Linked DNA regions of Homo sapiens: region 1 is linked to region 2. Evidence: chromatin loops called from intact Hi-C (ENCODE). Cell type or tissue: Calu3. All regions are shown on one strand. Each heading gives the region's core, and the rest is flanking DNA. Links, peaks and the distances in the headings are about the cores only.

What was found. Hi-C counts contacts between places; a loop is a spot of excess contacts. Peaks named below come from ENCODE experiments on the same cell type or tissue, not always from the same donor. Only the 100,000 strongest peaks of a DNase experiment are listed, where the experiment ranks them.
Region 1: a loop joins it to region 2, with 2.1 times the contacts of the local background. A loop is called at or near these places in 1 of 110 quality-filtered maps.

The regions. Positions count from the first base shown.
Region 1 is chr1:230,515,847-230,521,492 of GRCh38, reverse strand. No RefSeq gene overlaps it. Among named protein-coding and RNA genes, the nearest start is that of LINC01737, 77 kb to the left of the region's middle. RefSeq lists enhancers at 2,393-2,928, 3,463-3,998. In Calu3, for the core only: no CTCF peak of the experiment used is centred there; DNase peaks (open chromatin) are centred at 2,782 and 3,582.
Region 2 is chr1:230,565,885-230,571,530 of GRCh38, reverse strand. All of the region lies in intron 1 of LOC107985357 (a long non-coding RNA gene), which reads left to right. Among named protein-coding and RNA genes, the nearest start is that of LINC01737, 27 kb to the left of the region's middle. In Calu3, for the core only: a CTCF peak has its summit at 3,357; DNase peaks (open chromatin) are centred at 550, 2,650 and 3,360.

The sequences.
Region 1 (5,646 bases), core at 305-5,304, 50 kb after region 2:
TTGCAGGGATATGGATGAAGCTGGAGACCGTCATTCTCAGCAAACTAACACAGGAACAGAAAACCAAACACCGCCTGTTGTCACTCATAAGTGGGAGTTGAACAATGAGAACATATGGAAAATGGTGGGGGGGCATCATATACTGGGGCCTGTCGGGGGGTGGGGGGCTGGGGAGGGATAGCATTGGGAGAAATACCTAATGTAGATGATGGGTTGATGTGTGCAGCAAACCACCATGGCATGTGTATACCTATGTAACAAACTTGCATGTTCTGCACATGTACCCCAGAACTTAAAGTATAAAAAACAAAGATCCAATGAGACATTTTCCATCTATTCTATCTGAAGCCTGCTACCTGGAGGCTTCATCTACATAACAAGAACCTTGGCTTCCACAACCTCCCTTAGTGTAACTTAAGCATTTCTTTATGCTAACTTCAACTCTTCAGACAAAGCTTAACTCTTTCAATTAATTAGCAATCAGAAAATCTTTATATCCTCCCTATGATCTGGAAGCCCCTGCTTTGAGATGTCCCACCTTTCTTGGCTGAAGTATACCTTACATGTACATAATATATTGTGTATTTGCCTGTAACTTCTGTCTCCCTAAAATGTATAAAACCAAACTGTAATTCAACCATCTTGGGCACATATTCTCAGGATCTCCTGAGGCTGTGTCATGGGCCATGGTCTTCATATTTGGCTCAGAATAAGCCTTTTCAAATATTTTACAAAGTTTGGCTTTTTTCATCAACGCATCTGTGTGCAGGTTTTTGTGGGGCATAAGTTTTCCACTCATTTAGGTAAACACCAAGGAGCTAACTGCTGGATCCTATTGTAAGAACACACTGAATTTTGTGGAGTTCCCATTGCTCCACATCCTGTAATCACCCAACGAGTTCTTCCTGTCTTCTGCACAGACAAAATCAATTCACTGAGACCATACTCTTGCAGTAAAGAGTTTAATTGACACGAGGCTGGCCACACAACGCAAGAGACGGAGTTATTGTTCAAATCAATCACCTCAAAAATTTGGAGGCTGAGGTTTTTCAAAGATAGTTTGATGGGCAGGGAAGTAGGGTATGGGTGCTGCTGAATCGTTGGGGATACAATCATAGGGTTGTGAAAAATGGTCCTTAAGTATTGAGTTCACTTTTGGGTGAGGCCCACAGAGGAGTCACTGGTCTCGGTGGGGCCATCCAGTCATCAGAAATGCAAATGTCTGCAAAGACATCTCAAAAGGCCAATCCTAGGTTCTACAATAGTGATGTTATGTACAGGGGTAATTGGGGAAGTTGCAAATCTTCTGACCTCTGGAATAATAGCTAGTAATTTTTAACCTATGCCTACGTCTTAGTAGAATTCAGGCCCCTCTCATCCTCCTAACCTAGTGGTCTTTCATTAGTTTTACAAGGGCAGTTTAGTTTTGGGGAAGGGCTATTATCATTTAAACTATAAACAAAATTTGTCCCAAGGTTAGTTTGGCCCACACTCAGCAAAGAGCAAGGATAGCTTGAAGGTTAGAAGCAAGATGGAGTCAATTATGTTAGATTTCTCTCACTGTCATAATTTTGCAAGGGCAGTTTCAGTCCTCACCAGCATTTGGTATTGTCAGCGTTTTGGACTGGGCACCAATTCAAAACATGTAACTGCTTTTAGAAAGTCTTCCCATTTCTTGAACTCTTACAGAAGAAACGCATACAGACATGTCAAAAATTGTCTTGTGTATTCGATGTGGAGGTGTCACAGGGCAAACCCCAAAATTGGGGTTCAGCCTGAGAGGCTATCTTGGTTCTTGGCTTCACACAGGAATTCAAGAGTGAGCCAACAGAGTAAAGTAAAAAAAAGTTGATTAAGAAGGTAAAGGAATACAAGTGTGGTCACCCCATAGGCAGAGCAGCCTCGCAGGCCACTGGTTGGCTATTTTTATGGTTATTTCTTGATCATATGCTAAACAAGAGGTACATTATTCATGAGTTTTCCAGGACAAGGGTGGGAAATTCCTCAGAACTGAGGGGTCCTCCCATTTTCAGACCATATAGGGTAACTTCCTATGTTGCCATGCCATTTGTTAACTGTCATGAGCTGAGCAGGTGGAACTTTTACTATGCTAATGTATTATAATTAGCATGTAATGAGCAGTGAGGATGACCAGAGGTTGCTTTCATTGCCATCTTGGATTCGGCAGTTTTGGCAGCTTTTTTTTTTTTTTTTTTTGAGATGGAGTCTCACTCTCTTGCCAGGCTGGAGTGCAGTGGCGCAATCTCAGCTCACTGCAACCTCCGCCTCCCGGGTTCAAGTGATTCTCCTCCCTCAGCCTCCCCAGTAGCTGCGACTACGGGCACCCGCCACCGTGCCCGGCTAATTTTTGTATTTTTAGTAGAGACAGGGTTTCACCATTTTGGCCAGGATGGTCTCAATCTCTTGACCTCATGATCTGCCCGCCTCGGTCTCCCAAAGTGCTGGGATTACAGGCGTGAGCCACCGTACCCGGCCTTGGCAGCTTCTTTACAGCATCATGTTTTATCCACGGGGTCTTTGTGACCTATATCTTGTGAAACCAGACGCTGAACTCCTATCTCAGAGGTATAGGTTATCCTGAGGTTGTAGGAGTACAGAGGAGAGTAACACACTTTGTAAGGATTAACTTGGATGTAGAAATTCCTAACTTCACAGGAATTTTGACCTAACCTAAAGCCAGCTCTCTTGTAGAAAACAAAGGCAGTGATTACGCATTCTTAAAACTCAAGTGGCTGAGCCCGGGGTGGGGCTTTTCTTCATACAGAAGCCACTGCTACTTATTAACACAACGTGCTGATAGAGGGACCTCGGGGGCACCTGTCAGCTGAGGGCCTGAACTCTTACACAAAACCTCCCACAGAGCCACAAATTCACTCAAACACCTGAGGTTGTTTGTCACAATACATATTAGAACTAAACCATCAAAAGGAGGAAGGATACGCCTTTCCCCTTGCTTCTGGCTACTCTTTCCTTACTGATCCAAGATGTCAACCACATCTAGTGTGAGTCTCCTGCTTACCCTTTTCACTGGCTGTTCTTAAAGGGACCTGAAATTAGGATAAAGATTCTATTAGTTGAAGCCAGGTGCAGTGGCTTGTACCTACAGCCCCAGCTCCATGGGAGGCTTCAGTAGGAGGATCTCTTGAGCCCAAATGTTTGAGGCCAGCATGGGCGAAAAAAGAAAAGAGAAAAGATTCTATTCATTGATTCAATTTGTCAAAAGAGTTTTGATGGTGAGGAAGATGAATCTGTTTTGTTTCCGTTTTTTGAATTGAGTCGTATTGCATGAAGCATCTTTTGTTTCTCTCAAGCCTGTTTGGCAATTGCCCCACCCCCATCTGCTCTGCGCTGCCAGGGAGAAGTGTTTTTCCTGCCATTTCAGGATGGTTCTCTTTCCCCTCCAGATGCCCCCAGGGAGCCTGCCAGGCCTGCATCTGTTCAGAGCTGCCACTCAATTTGGCACAGCTCAGCCAGCTTAGTCCAGGCAGCTGGCAGTCAGCTGAGAGAGGAGGGGGTGAGGTGCAGGTTGGAGGAGGCCTCCAAACCAAGGTGGGAGAGGAGGGCCTGGGAATGTCAGTTGTGAGCACCTGTTCCTGCCTGAGTCACCAATTACACACAGCACTTACATTCCGCAGGTGTGCCAAGCTCCTGCTCCCTGCAAAGCACATTTTAGGTCTGGTAAGAAAAGATGAAACACATGCATGCACACACACTGTATCAATGTGCCAAGGCGACCATCACAAAGTCCGGCCCGCTGGGTGGCTTAAATCACAAGAATTGACTCTCACGTTCTGGAGGCTGGAAGTCTGAGGTCCGGGTGTCGGCAGGATCGGCTTCCTCTGAGTCCTCTGTGCTTGTCTGGTAGATGGTCAGCTTCTCCCTGCATCCTCACACTGTCTTCCCTCTGTGTGTGTCTGTGTCCACAGTTCATCTTATAAGAATACCAGTCATGTTGGATGAGGGCCTATCCTAATGACCTCATTTTAATTTAATTACCACTTGAAGGACCTTATCTGTGAATACAGTCACATTCTCCGGTACTAGGAGTTAGGACTTCAACATATTAATTTTGTTCAGCCCATCACACACACACACATGCTCACACACATACACATTCACTTACACACACACACACACACAACACACACACACCTTCTTTCCTCCGGGATTTTGATATTGCTGACCCCATGGGGAAAAAAGCAATTTCCAACCTCTAGCTTCTCCACAGCATTACTTTAGATTATAGCCAGGGGGTTGCAAAATTGCTCCTGACCTCAGTTAAACTCAGGACCTGGCTCTGGTTCTTGAGGGGCTATTTTTATGTTTTCTGCCGTTGTGATTCTAAGGTCCCGAAGAACAGGGCTGTGAGCTGTGCCGCCTGGGTCTGGTGCAGTATCTCTCACAGAGAGGCCCGGGCTGCCTGCCTCAGGATTGCAATGGATGCGTGTCAAAAATGTATTCTTGTGAATGTTCCCAATATAAAGAGAAGTGTTTGCGGTAATGAATATCCCAATTGCCCTGATTTGATCATTACACATTGTATGCAGGTATCCAAAAAGTCACATGTACCCCCAAAATATGTACAACTATTATGTATTGATAAAAGAAACTTCCATCACCTAGAGATAACCAGTATTAACACTTTGAAAGAAAAAAAATGCATTCTTTTGACAGCATTAAAAGTGAGTGAAATGCTACCATACTTAACAATGTGGTGAATCCACCAGCATAACATTGAGCAAAAGAAGCCATCACAAATTATACGTTTGGTGCGATCCCACTTTTAGTTGATATTTCAAAACAAGGCACAATTAATCTGTAATGCTGGAAGGGTATGGACATGACTGGGAGGAGGGTAATTGTCTATTTGGATGGTGGTTACATGAATATTTCTCAAACCATATACTTTGACTTCTGCAATTTTCTGTGAGCATGTTATTCTGAACTTTAAAAGTGTATATAGGAAAATGTCCCCAGCATTTTCCCTTAGGTTTTCCAAGCCACCATTTCTCTGACTTTGAATTCTACTATTATGAAGCCATGGGGCAATTCTCTTTCCCTTTAGTAAATTGAGATCTCCTGAAATTTTCTGAAAGAATTTTACCAAGGACTACGGCATGCCAAACAAATACCAAAAAAGAACATTTTAAAAGGAAAAAAAAAATGGCTTATTTAGAACACTGGCTTTTAACACACTTTGAAAGTCTTCTGCCCCTTTCATTTAACCAGCTATGAGAGGGAAGGAAGGGGGAAGGCAGAAGGGAATTGTTCTGTAAACGGGAAGATTCCTCTGTCCTCATACACATTTCCCATCTTAAAGTAGGGCTCTTCAAACAAAGCACACTTGCATGCATACCTCGTCGAATATGTGCTGGATTGCAGGGACTGATTCACTTCAGAGGAGCACTCCTCTTTCTTGTTCGTCTCTGAAATTCCTGGTTTTCTTTAAGCTTAGTGAGATCCTGCATTTTGCAGGCCCCTTGTGGAGCACAGGGCTAAGGGTGCATTCAGTGGGAACAGCTCAGCCTGGTCTGCTGAAGGCAGCAGGTGCTGCGGCAGGACAGAGTCCAGGGAGGAGGTGTCACCTGAGCACACAGCTCCTTCCTTTCTGAGTTCTTCCCCCAG
Region 2 (5,646 bases), core at 418-5,417:
TGTAGATCTCAGGATCTACATCTGCAAAGAAATATGTCTGTTATATTCTTTTTTTAAAAGATAGAATTGGTGTAATTTTAATTGAGAAGAAAAGCTTTGTCTGATATATTCTTTAGTTTAAAAAGCAAGCTGGAGAATATTATGTATGGTAGGATCAACTTTGTAATCCTGTTTTATTTGTGTGTGTGTTTTATACTATTTTGTGCGTTGTTCTCTGTTTACCCCCTACCTCAAGGTCTTTAGTAATTTCTTGCTTCATGAGTTTTACAGGGCAGAAAACAGAAGCTGTTAGAAGTCAATAGGTCTTCCTGTATTGTGTAAAATTCCAGATCACTGAAGAGATTACACTAGGGCGTGCCTTTGAGAGTCAGAGAAGAGAGAGAATGCCTTATGGTAACAAGTAGCAAGGGAAAGCAAGAGATTTCCCTATGACTAAAATGGAGCAGGAGGCAGGGGCTTAGACAAGATAAGAGGGAAAATTCATATTGCTCAAGGAAGTAGCAAACTTCGATGAGGGTGAAACCCGATGTGCCCCAAGAGAACAAGGTACCTATGCTTGTCAAGGCTGCCAATGCCCTGCCTCAAACTTGGCACAGCTTCAGCAAAGCCACCTGACCTGAAGGGACCTTGTGGGCTCACACAGCAGATGAAGACCTCCTTGGCTGGTATATATCCAGGGATCTTTGTGCCATTCTGGGATGGGGGAAGCCCCAGTGATGGGAATGGGGGCTTGGATTCAGATTTAATTAGATTTTTTGTACAAGTAACAGGGGCTAAGACCATGCAATGGGGGAAAGGATAGTCTTTTCAACAGTGGTGCTAGGAAAACTGAATATCTGCATGCAAGAGAAAGAAGTTGGATCCTTACCTTATACCATATATAAAAATAAACTTGATGGATCAAAGATTGAAACGTAAGACAAAAAACTATAAAACTCTTAGAAGAGAACATATGGGAAAACCTTCATGACACTGGATTTGGCAATGTTTTCTTAAGTATGGCCCCAATAGCAGAGGTAACAAAAGAAAATGTAGATAAATTGGACTTCATCAAAACTTAAGACTTTTGTGGCAGACAATTTCACAAGATAATAGCAACAGTGAAAAGGCAACCCATGGATTGGGAAAACATATTTGTAAATCATATATCTAATAAGGGATTGATATCTAGGATGTATAAAGAACTCCTACAACTCAACAACAAAAAAACTAACCCAATTAAGAAATGGGCAAAGGACTTGAATAGACATAACATCTCCACAGAAGATATGAAAACAGCCAAAAGGCACATGAAAAGATGCCTGGCTTCACTAATCACTGGAGAAATGCAAATGAAACCCACAATGAGACACAACATCACAATCATTAGAATGGTTATTATAAAGGTATGAATATTGGTGAGGATATGGAGAGAAATTGGAACTCTTGTGCATTTTTTATGGGAATGTAAAATTGTGCAGCCACTGTGAAAAACAGGATGGCAGTTGCTCAAAAAATTAAACAGAATTGCCATATGATCCAGCAGTTCCACTGAGGCTACACCCAAAAGAACTGAAAGCAGGGACTTGGACAGATATTTGTACACTCATGTTCACAGAGCAGCATCATTCACAAAAGCCTAAAGGTAGAAGCAACCCGTGTGTCCAAAATAAACCATACAATGGAATGTTACTCTGTCTTTAAAAGGAAGGAAATTCTGAAGCATGCTACAACATGGATGAACCTTGAGGACGTAAGTTGAGTGAAATCAACGAGTCACAAAAGGACAAATATTGTATGATTCTACTTATATGAGATTTAGGAGTAGTCAAATTCATAGAGACAGAAAGTGTATTGGTGGTTTCTTTCCAGGAACTGGCAATGGACAGTTATTATTTAACAATTGTTTAACAAAGTTTCGCTTCAGGAAGATGAAGAAGTTATGGAGATGTATGGTGGTGATGATTGCAAGACACTGTGAATGTACAGTCTCCAATTTACAATGGTCTGACTTATGATTTTTCAACTTTGTGATGGTGCAAAAGTGATATTCAGTAGAAATCGTACTTCAAATTTTGAATTTTGATCTTATCCTGGGCTAGTGTGTGCAGCGGTGTACTCTCTCATGATGCTGGACAGCAACAGCAAGCCACAGCTCCAGTCAGGGGCACAATCACGAGGGTAAACAACCGACACTCTGCGGCGCACTGGGTTGCCAGCATTTTTGGGATATGATTTTGCCCAACTATAGGCTAATGTAAGTGTTCTGAACACGTTTAAGGTAGGCGAGGCTAAGCTATGACGTTCAGTATGTTAGGGGTGTGTGTGTGTGTGTTATCTACATATATAGATAGATACACATCTAACATATATATGTATACACACACACACACACATATATATATATATGAGAGAGACAAGGTTTCTCTGTTGCCCAGGCTGGAGTGCAGTGGTGCAATACTAGTTCACTGCAGCCTCAAACTTCTGGGCTCAAGTGATCCTCCTGCCTTAGCCTTCCAAGTAGCTAGGATTACAGGAGCATGCCACCATGCCTGGCTAATTTTTAATTTTTTTGTAGCGATATGGGTCTTGCTATGTTGCCCAGGCTGGTCTGGAACTCCTGGGCTCAAGAGATCCTCCCTCCTTGGCCTCCCAAAGTGCTGGGATTACAGATGTGAGTCAACATGCCTGGCCTAGGTGTGTCAACTGCATTTTTACCTTACAATATTTTCAACTTACCACGGGTTTATCAGGACATAGCTCCATAGTGAGTCAAGGAGCATCTACACTTAACACCACTGAACTGTGTGCTTAAGGTGAAAACGGTACGTTTTAAGTTATGTATTTTTATCACTGCCAAAAAAAAGACACAGGAAAAAAGGGAATATAACATTTCGTGTGACATCTGACTAGGGGGAATAAAGTCTACAGATTTCCTAGAATAAAACGGTAGACAGCAGATTGCTCACAGTTTCTCACTGGGAGAAGAAGAGAAATTGCTTTCAGAGAAGGGCAGAAACCTTTAGTTTCACTCTCATGCCTCTGTTTTGTTTGAATTTTTGACACTGAACATCGATTACTTTTGTGATTTTATTAGAACACAAGACCTCTCCAGTTGTGCATGAGCCCACTTCACCCCATCTCACCACAGCCATGCTACCAGGTCCTGCAGACCCTCGGGCCTCCACACTCAGGCTCCTTGGCCCCTAGACTTGCACCCCAGCTACTGATTCATCTCAGTCCTTCACTGGCGACTCACTCCACTGGAGCGCCCACACAGGCTGACGCAGCACAGCCGCGTGTCTCTGTGGGTCTCTGGCCCTTCTCCCAGCTTCTTCCTGTGCTTGCTCCTGCCACAGGCAGCAGGAGCTGCAGCAGCTGCCACCACCACACCTCTTCAGCCTCTGGTGGCCAGGTCCGGCTCTGCATTACAGAAAGTTGCCTGACTGTAAAAAATTGATACATAATAGATGCACATCTTTTCAGGGTACATATGATAATTCGATACATTCATATAATGTGTAAAGATTAAATTGGGGTAATTGAGATATTCATTGCCTCAAATGTTTCTTTTCTTTATGCTAGGAACGCTTGAATTATTCTCTTCTAGGTATTTTGAAATGTACAATAGATTAATGTTAACTATAGTCACCCTGCTGTCAAACACTAGATCTTATTCCTGCTATTTAGCTGCATTTTTATATCTATTAATCAACTTCTCTTCATCACCCTCTCTCCCCTTCCAGGCCTCTGGTAACCACCAAAGTACTTTCTATCTTTAGGAGATCCACGTTTTTAGCTCCCACATGCAAGTGAGAACATGCAGTATTTGTCTTTCTGTGCTTGGCTTATTTCATTTAATGTGATGGCCTCCAGTTCCATCTATGTTGCTACAAATGCCAGGATTTCATTACTTTATGGCTGAGGAGTATTCCATCGAGTATATGTACCACATATTCTTTATCCAGTTTGTCCCTTGACAGGCACTTAGGTTGATTTCATATTATGGCTATTGTGAACAGTGCTGCAGTAAACATAAGAATGCAGCTATCTCTTTGCTATACTGATTTCCTTTCTTTTGACTGTGTATCCAGTAGAGGAATTGCTGGATCATATTGTGGCAGGCCAGGTCTTGCTAACACAGGCCTCCATAACAACTGTTTCAGTACTGACTGAGTGGTTAAGTTAAATATTAAAAGCTAAAAAAAAGCCAGTGCCCTTATACAAAGGCTGGAATGTTGCAAAAGCCCACCAAGAGTTTTGCCCAGGCCTTTCCTGAACCTTAAAGCATGATTAAACAAGTTTTATTAGGGGTCTGAAGAAACTCCCCAGCCCTCCACAAACAAGTTTATTGGGGGTCTGAAGAAACTCCCCAAACCTCCATGATTTAGCAGGAGACAAGGGAAGAGTAATCACCCCAGCACCTGGACCCATTTAGATTAAGGAAGTTTACTGAGGCTCCAGAGGAAGGTCTTCAAGACTCAGACCTTAGTTACAGATTAAAAGAAGTTAATCACTTATGTCTTGAGATGAATGCACACTTACACGTAGACATACAGCTTAGAAGGTATATTAGCTCTGGAAACCTTTGTAATTTTGAGTTGGTCTGGCGACAATTTCCAGGCCTTCTCCCTGTAACCAGTTACAGAAATAAAAACTCTCTTCCTCCCCAGTTCATCTACATCTCGTTACTGGGCCATGAGAAATAGCAGCCTGATCCTCTGTTTGGTCTGGGAACAAAATGGTAGTTCTATTTTTAGTTTGTGCAGAACTTCCTTACCATTCTCCATAGTGGCTGTACTAATTTACATTCCCACCAACAGTGTGTGAGGGTTCCCCTTTCTCTGCATCCTCACCAGCATGTTATTGCCTGTCTCTTGGATAAAGGCCATTTTAACTGGAGTAAGAGGATATCTCATTGAGGTTTTAATTTACATTTCTCTGATGATCAGTGCTGGTAGGCATTTTTCATATACCTGTTGGCCATTTGTAGGTCTTCTTTTGGGAAATGTCCATTCAGATCTTTAGCCCATTTTAAAATCATATATAGATATAGATATCTAGATATATATATAGATATAGATATCTAGATATATATATAGATATAGATATCTAGATATATATATAGATATAGATATCTAGATATCTATAGATATATATATATATAGCTATTAAGTTGTTCTAGCTCCTTATATATTCTGGTTTTTAATTCCTGTCATATGAATAGTTTGCAAATATTTTCTCCCATTCTGTGGGTTGTCACTTCACTTTGTTGATTGTTTCTTTTGCTGTGCAGAAGCTTTTTAGCTTGATGTAATCCCATTTGTCTATTTTTGTTTTACTTGTCTGTGCCTTTGAGGTTTTACACAAAAAAACCTTTACCCATACCAATGCCTGGAACGTTTCTCCAATGTTTTCTTTTAGTAATTTCCTACTTTATGGTCTTAGATTAAAGTCTTTATGACATTTTGATTTGATTTTTGTGTATGGTAAGAGATAGGGGGTCTAGTTTCATTCTTCTGCATAGGGTTGTCTGCCTGACATCTTTTGACAACCTCTTTCCCTGGGTCTGGTCAAGTTGGTTAATAGCACATTTCTCCTGCTTGGGAGAAAATATCATTAGCTTAGGCATTTCTGGACAGCAATCGTGGAAAACATACATCGTTC